Regions from separate parts of the Homo sapiens genome. Here region 1 is linked to region 2. Evidence: read pairs that join two places in POLR2A ChIA-PET (ENCODE). Cell type or tissue: OCI-LY7. All regions are shown on one strand. Each heading gives the region's core, and the rest is flanking DNA. Links, peaks and the distances in the headings are about the cores only.

What was found. Peaks named below come from ENCODE experiments on the same cell type or tissue, not always from the same donor. Only the 100,000 strongest peaks of a DNase experiment are listed, where the experiment ranks them.
Region 1: POLR2A ChIA-PET joins it to region 2 with 5 read pairs; 3 of 35 experiments call an interaction of 5 or more read pairs at or near these places.

Annotation. Positions count from the first base shown.
Region 1 is chr13:97,013,709-97,018,115 of GRCh38, forward strand. No RefSeq gene overlaps it. Among named protein-coding and RNA genes, the nearest start is that of OXGR1, 21 kb to the left of the region's middle. In OCI-LY7, for the core only: no CTCF peak of the experiment used is centred there; DNase peaks (open chromatin) are centred at 193 and 2,163; H3K4me3 peaks cover 1,356 bases; H3K27ac peaks cover 1,467 bases.
Region 2 is chr13:96,962,701-96,967,107 of GRCh38, forward strand. All of the region lies in intron 1 of LINC00359 (long intergenic non-protein coding RNA 359), which reads right to left. Among named protein-coding and RNA genes, the nearest start is that of LINC00359, 19 kb to the right of the region's middle. In OCI-LY7, for the core only: CTCF peaks have their summits at 1,240 (motif pointing left) and 1,447; no DNase peak of the experiment used is centred there.

The DNA.
Region 1 (4,407 bases), core at 80-4,079, 51 kb after region 2:
GAAACAGACCTAAGTAGTATTTTTTCCTTGTAATAATTTGCAAGCCATAATAAATTGTTTTTAAAACGCATTAGCACTAAAACACAGAGTAGAATCCCAATTTTTCACAGCACTTATGACTTTGGCTCACAAAGCCCTATGTTATTGCATGAACACCTACCTCTGTGAAATTGTTTCCTCTTCCTCTTTTCCTCCTTCACCACCTGCAGGCACACTGGCCTTGTTGATGTTTATGGAACACAGAAAGCTGATTTCAAATTTAGGGCTTTAGCTTTTTGATTCCCCTGTCTGATCTTCCCAGACTCACACCTATTTAACATTCAGCTTTGGTTCAAATGTCAACTCTTCCAAGAAGTCTTCCAACAGTGCTTTATCTAGCTTTCCCAGCAACCCCCATCACCCTGGGTTTTTTTCCCCCTCATTTTAGGTATTATTAGAAATTGAGTCATTTCTTATATGTTTAATTGCCTTCTTTCACTAGAATACAAATTCTATAACAGAAAGAAACTTGTCTGTCTTTGATATGGTTCAGCTCTGTGTCCCCACCCAAATCTCACCTTGAATTATAGTAATCCCCATGTGTTGTGGGAGGGACCCAATGGGAGGCAATTGAATCATGGAGGCAGGTTTTTCCTGTGCTGTTCTTGTGATAATCAATAAGTCTCACAAGATCTGGTGGTTTTATAAAGGGGAGTTCCCCTGCACATCCTCTCTTGCCTACCGCCGTGTAAAATGTTACTTTGCTCCTCATTCACCTTCCGCCATGATTGTGAGGCCTCCCCAGCTATATGGAACTGTGAGTCCATTAAACCTCTTTCCTTTATAAATTTCCCAGTCTTGGGTATGTCTTCATTAGCAGCATGAGAACAGACTAAGACAGTCTTGTTCATCCATTTCTCTCTCGAGTCTTGAGCTCTGTTTAATCTGTAGCTGGCCATAGAAAAAATAGTGGAATGAATAAGTGTTTATAACTTCAAAAGCATCTTAACAGATAGTAACAACACAGTATTAGCTCATATATCTGGATGGATTGGGTCCAAGGACAATTCTATAATAAGAAAATTGCCTGGTTCAAGAGTTTAGGACACATCTTTTGTGGGCCACAGCTGTATGTAGGTATAGCTGATTTGTGTGTTTCATATTAAAAGCCACTTGAAAATCAACCATATTGATCCACCTGTGAATTAGCAAGGACTCAGCAGTCTCAAGGTGGGAAAATGATTCTTGCTGCTGTACATTTTGAAAATTAGACTGAGCTGGTACTATACATAAGTAAAGTTTGTTGAAATAACTAGGATTCCATAAAATCCTCCTGCTAAGAAACTTCTCAGCATGTCTATCTGCAGTAATAACTGTACCTGAATAAAACTTGGTGGATGCAGAAGGTTGTGGACTCATCTTTTGGTTTTGGTTGGCTCAGGAGCTAGTGTAGGGCATGGCCAAAGACTTGCCCTTCGAATGGACCAGGTGTGAGTAAAGGAAACACAAGCCCAGCTGGTGTTAGACCCTCAGATCTAAAAACCAGCTGGAGGAAAAATTGGAGTGATCTTTCAGTATGAGTTCTACTTTATATTGTTTGTTATTTCTAGCAGAGATTCAAAATGGCTGCATTGCCCAGAAAAATAATGCCTGACTTCTATTAGCAGAAGGAAATGATTAGCTGTTTCTTAAAAGCTTGCTAGGATGCATTCGTACCACATTTTTGGCCTGGGCTTTTTGGTTATTACAATGTCAATTTTTTAAGATGGTTTTTAGTTCATTTGTGTTTTCTACTTCAATTTTTTAAAATTGTTTTTGCTAGAAATTTATCTTTTTCACCTAGGTTTTAAAGTTTATCGCGACTTAGTTGTATAGCCACACACACACATACACACACACATTTATAATTTCTGTTTATTTGTAGTTATTTCCCTGTTTTAATTCTGCATCTGTTGTATTTGTATCTTCTATCAATCTCCTGTTTCTCTTTTGGCATCTTCAGGGCTGGCCTGGATATGCAGGGAAACTGGCAGCCTGAGTGTAGCTGAGCGTCTCACCCGCGATATTTTAGCTTGCTTTTAAAAAGTCTTCACAAATCATTTTATTTTTACTAGTCATTGGATATTCTGAAAAAATCAAGAGAGAGATTTTCTGATGGTTGAATCACTGACTGCTGGAGTGTTTTGATGTGGGTTTTGTGGTCATAGATGGGCCCCATCTGTAGATACCTATTTCCCTTTTTAAAATCCCGTTTGAAAATGAGTTTAATTAGGAGCAAACAACAAATTAACACATTTTGGTATTTTACCTTGAAATTCCTTACAAATATATTGATATTGTTTCATCCAATATCAATACTTTTATCCACATATTGTTTACAAATGAACTAATTTTAGTTTATCAGTAAGTTGTTCGAGTCTGTCCTTGGAGCAGATTAAAATGTATTGAGTTTTTTGATGAGGCAAGCATTTTTTGATAGGCTGCCTTTTTTGTTGTTGTTGTTTTACTTAAAACAACTTCAAATCTGACTGAAACATTTAAATGTATAACATTTTATCTGTTTCTGCCCTCTTATATGAGTTTAGTCTTTCAATATGATTATGAAACTGACCTGAATTACTCCATTGGACAACATGGAGAAGTAGAATTCTGCTAATTTTGCTGGTGCATATGTTTGATAAAAACTTAAGAATATAAAAAAAAAAAAATCCCCATATGGTTGATACAGAAAAAGTGTTGACACGTTGCTGCTCTGTTTCTCTGCGAATCTGTGTACCTCTGCCATACTGTGGCCTGACGGCATGTGCAAACTTACCTTTTAAAACTACAAAGAGGGCTGGGCACGGGTGGCTCACGCCTGTAGTCCCAGCACTTTGGGAGGCCGAGGCGGGCGGATCACGAGGTCAGGAGATCGAGACCATCCTGGCTAACACCGTGAAACCCTGTCTCTACTAAAAAATACAAAAAATTAGCCGGGCGTGTTGGCAGGCGCCTGTAGTCCCAGCTACTCCGGAGGCAGAGGCAGGAGAATGGCGTGAACTCAGGAGGCGGAGCTTGCAGTGAGCCGAGATCGTGCCACTGCACTCCAGCTTGGGTGACAGAGCAAGGCTCCGTCTCAAAAACAAAACAAAACAAAACAAACAACAAAAAAACCCACAAAAACACGAAGAGGTATAGACTCCGTCTCAAAAAAAAAAAAAAAAAAAAAAAACACACACACACACACACACAAAGAGGTCTAGTCTGAATATGTACTGACCGTAGGGCAAATCATGGTTATTGTTGTCATTTTCTAGAAACACACTTGCAGTGGTTTCTTTTATTAGGTAAATTGTTGATTAATGTGATTTAAGTGATGCCACTTAACATATGCTGGCTTTTGGGATCTTCTTATGTTTAATCTGTAATTTAATGCCTGTTAGTTAATATTTTTAAGGTATAGCTATTTTAAAATTCGAAAACAAAACCATTCATTTGGAATCCTAAAAGGACTCTGTTCTAATGCAAAAAAATGACTTTCTACTTTTTCTCTTGAATTTTTCAGTATATTCCATGGCTAGTAGAAATAGAACTAAATCCGAAATTTTTGCTTGACCAAAAGCTAAATTTTTTTTCTTCTTAATTTTGGAATAAAGTTTATAAATTTTAGGGTTGCCTGGCAGATTCATTTTGCCATCAAGTTGGCTATGATGAAGTAACTGATATTTTTAGTGTTCTTTATTTTACTTATTTTACTCCCACTCCTTCTCCAGATAATCATTCAGGATTAATATGAAACATTTCATAACACTACCTAAATGTAATAGTAATAATACTTAAATATATAAGGATACTAAAAATAATAATACTTAATCATTAAATAATAATAATTCTTAAATATGTGTTACTTAATCATACACAGAGAGTGCTTACTATGTGCCAGAGACCATGCTAAGCACTTGTCCATATTAGTTCATTTAATCCTCTTGACAGCCCTATAATATAGATATGATTGTCTTCATTCCCACCTTACAGATGAGAAAACTGAGTCACAAAGAAATGTGGTTACTTGCTTAAGGTTATTGCTGTTAAGTGGAAGAGCTGGGATTCAAACCCAGCTCTGCACCCTAGGGTTCATGTATCTAATCGCCATGCTGTACTAGCATGGTTGACTGTAATACAAGTTTGTTGTTCATTTGTCTGTTTTGTGCCTTTGTACAACTGGAGTTTGAATCTTGTCCTACATCATGCCAAAAGCAACTAGTAAACTCCTATTTTTCCATTTCAAAATATCCTAGAAATGTCAGGTCCTCTAGGCAGTTTTCTGACCTACTCACTCATTTTGGTTAGAATCTTATATGTACGTTACTCAAATAGTAAATAACATATGCTCATCAGTAAGAATATACAGTGCAACACTTTTAAAATAACGTAATTGTGGCCAATAGA
Region 2 (4,407 bases), core at 183-4,182:
TCATAACCCCATACCAACACTGCACGGTTGTAAATTCACATAACTGTGTAGTAGAGCTTGATTACCTCCACCCAATTATGTTCTTCGACATGTCTTGGCTATTTCTGTCTTACAACTTTTGTATTTTTTTTCTGCCTTTCAGCCTTATACTTTCGCCATTTCAATTTCTGGGCAGGATAGAGTAATAGACATGGATCCTGAAAACTACAAAAAAGTTTCTGAAAGAAATTAAAGAATTCCTGAATAAATGGAAAGATACACCATGTTTGTGGGTCGGAAGACTAAATATTGCTAGAGTACTGTTCCTTCTCACTTGACCTGTTGGTTAAATGCAATCTCAGCCAAAATGTCAGCACATTCTTTGGAGAAATTAATAAAATGATTCTAATATGTATATGGAGAGCCAAAGGACATAGACTATTCAAAACAAATTATAAAAAGAAGAACAAACCTGGAAGATGTGAAGTAATTTCATGACTTACCATACTACATCGCACTCACTACTCATTACTACAGTAGTGAGTGTGATGTTAGACTAAAAATAGATGTATTAAATAATAGAACAGAATAGACAGTTAATAAATACATTATAAATAAATAAATAGACCCTTATAGACCATTAAGTTTTCACAAAAATGACTAGGTAATTCAGTGATAAACAAATAATGTAAATTGTTGCGGTAACAATTTGATATCCATATGCCAAATAAGGGCCTTTGACACTTACCTCACACCATGCAAAAAATCAACCCAAAATCGATAATTAAATGTAAGAGCTGATTAAATGTAATTAAATGTAAAAGCTAAAACTGTAAGATTTCTAGAAGAAAACAGTGGAAAATATTTGTGACCATTGACTAGGCAAAGAGATTTCTTACAGGGAAGAAAAAGCACAAACTATACTATCAACTGAACTTTATCAAAATTAAAACCTTTTGCTCTTTAAAAGACATTTTTAGACAAATGAAATATCAAGTTACAAACTGGGAGGAAATATTTGCAAACTATATATCTAATAAAAGACTTATATCCATAATATATAAAGAATACTTAAGATTCAATAATAAAAGACAGATAACCCCTTTATAATTAGGCAAACTTTACAAAAGAAGATACACAAATTGCCAATGTGCATATAAAAAAGATGCAGCATTTTTAGTCATCAGGTAAATGCAAATTACAACAACGTGCTATCACTACACACCCACTGGAATGGCAACATTTAAAAAAAATTACAGTACCACCTGCTGGCAAAGGAATGAAGCAACTAGAATGCTTATTCATTGCTGTTGAGAATGGAAAATTGCACAGCCACCTTGGAAAGCAGTTTGGCAGCTTCTAATAAAACTAAACACACCTTTACCATGTGAACCAGCAATTTTATCTCTAGGTATTTACCCTAAGGAAAATATATAGTCACACAAAGATTTGCACTCAAATATTTATAGAAGATTTATGTATAACAGCCAAAAAGTGGAAACTACCTGTTCCCTTCATATGGTGAAATGTATAAATAAATTCAGTCATTTCTGCACAAATGGAATACTAATCATCAACAAAAAGGAAAGAATCACTGACACAGCAAAAAAAAAAAAAAATTGACAAATCTCTAAAGCTTTATGCTAAGTGGAAGAAGTTCAAAAACAAGATGACACAGTATACCATTATAGAAAATTTTAGAAAATGAAGAGAACAGATCAGAGATCCTCAGGGACTGGATGTGAGGGAAGAGAACTCACAGAAAAAGAGCACGTAGAACTTTTTAGACTGATAAAAAATGTTCTATATCATGATTGTGGTGCTGACTACACAGCTGTGTATATTTTTCAAAACACAATTAATGGTACATTTAAAGTTGATTAATTTTATTGTATGTAAACTATACCAAAGCAAAACTAACTTTTTAACTAATTAATTTGTTGTCTTTCTGCCAACGAAAGCAATGGTCTTCAAGCTCTTCCTGTAAGGGGCCTGATAGGCTTTGTGGTCCATACAGTATCTGTTGCAGGTATACAAGTCTGTAGTTATAGTATCAAAATAGATGATACGTAAGGAAATAAAACATCACTGATGGACAGTTAAATTTAAATGTTGTATAATTTTCATGTGTCAAAAATATTCTTTTGATTGTTTTCCAACCATTTAAAAATGAAAAAATCATTTAGTTCGTGGGCCATATAACAACAGAGAGTAAACTAGATTGGGTTAACGGGCCACAGTTTGCTGACCCCAAGATAGGGAATTCTGTACAACATTGAATAAAAATAACAATAGTGAACATCGTCATTTTGTTTCTGATATTAAGGAAAGGCTGTTGATGATTTACAATTAAGTACTATATTTATTAGAGGTTCCTTGGTAGATAGGTAGGCTAAGGAGGTTCTCTTCTATTTCTAGTTTGCTAAGAGTTTGTATCAAATGTGTATGTCAAATTTATTAATATTTTCCTATTTATTAAGAAGCTTATATTGTTTTCTTGTTTAGTTCATGAATAAGGGGAATTACATAAATTGATTTTAATATTTAACCAATCTTACATTCCTGAAATTGAAAACTCATTTTAGGTATGTTGTATTGTTTTCTGCTAAAAATGCATTATTGATTTAGTTTTTCTTTTTTTCTTTTTTAGGACTTTTTACATCAGTGCCTAAAAATGTGTTTATTTTATTGTATGTAATACAATAAAAACTCGTAAGTTTTTCTTCCTTCTACTGTTCTTTTTCCAGCTTTTGTTAAAAGCTAGCCTATTATCCATGTTTCCATTCATAATATTTTATGGAAAACTGAAATTTGACTCTTTTTGCATCTTTGATAGAAGTTACTTGCATGTTCATATAGACTTAGTGTTTCTTAACTGGAATATCTGAAATTTCTAATTCTATTTCTTTCTTTCTTATAGCTCTGTTCCATTTTTTAAATTTATTCATAAGTTAGTAAGTTGTTTTAAATGTGTCTTAAAATCTACAGACAAAAATCTACCAATGTGTCTATACTCTATATTTGTCTCTTTAAAAGAGCACACATTATACTACTTTTGGTGTAGTCTGAAAGTCTTTATTTTTTAACTGGAACATTTAGTGTTTTTACATTTATTGTGATTACTGACATATTTGTATTTATTCTTCTATCTTATTTTATGGCTTCTGTTTGTTTCTTATGCTTCTGTTTCCCTCCTCTTTCTTGATTTCATTTGGGTTAATTGATATTTATTTATTCATTCATTTATGTATTTATTCATCTTTTAAAACTCTCAGGTAAACAGAATTAGATTAATAATACTCCTTGGTTCATGACAGATTCTCATCACTGGTCTATGCAAAGTCTTCCTTTGCCTAATTTATTTCTTTGCTTGTTTATTAAGACAATAAACACTTGTGATCTATTAACCCAATTAAAGATAAATAATATTGACACTAACTTACCTATGTCTTCTGTGCTACTCCTCCTATGCTCTCTTTTTCTTGTTCCATATTTTCCTTCCATTGCCTTAGATTTTAAATTCTTTAAATTTATTTTTTGAGATTTTTTTCCTTGATGTTCTCACATTGAAATTTAACACAGCCAAAGTTAGTCAATGTGTCTACTCTCTTCCCAAATGTAAAGATCTTGCTGTATTAATTACAATATCACTTCTCCCAAAGTAAATGCTAATAGTATTATAGGAGTTATTAAGAAATTGTTTTAGGCAGATACAGAGTTTAAGGGGTCCTTGGTTAGGTTTTTTTTCTTTTAAACCAGCTCCAGAAATGTTTCTTGTCTAGTAGAAAAGTGGCTTGAAGGGCCAGGCCAGCAAGCTTTAATATGCAAATACCAGCCGTTAGAAACTGGGTCCATCCAATATGGCAATTACCGCCCTCTTCTCCTTGTCACCCTGTGTACTAAGCATCATGGCCGCCCCCAGATAACCTCACTTTGCAGGACATCATGGCACCCTGCTTATTAAAAGGCAAGGGTGGGAGGGCCAGTTTTTTTGTGGGCTACGTGAATGACATACCTGGTCAAACCAATCCCCTGGGCCCTATGCAAATCAGACGTCACTTTCTCCAGCCTCCTAATATAACTGACTGTTTTGCACCTCTCGGAGTTTCCTCTCTCAGCGTGGAGCACCCTTCCCTATGTCTCTGTACGGGGGAGCTTCTTTCTTCTTTTTTGCCTATTAAACTCTCCACTCCTTAAAACCATCCCACGTGTGTCTGTGTCATTTTATCTAAATCACCACGAGGCAAACGACCCTGGTGTTCCTCCAGTCATCAGAGCCATATCATTTTAGTGCATTGGCTGGGAAACCAAGGTACAGCGTGGTAAGTATGGGAGTGAGCTTAAAATCTGTTTTATCATTCTGAGGTGATCTTAGCCTCTATTTTAAAATCAAATCAAATCAATCAATGGGCATCCATCAGCTGGTTA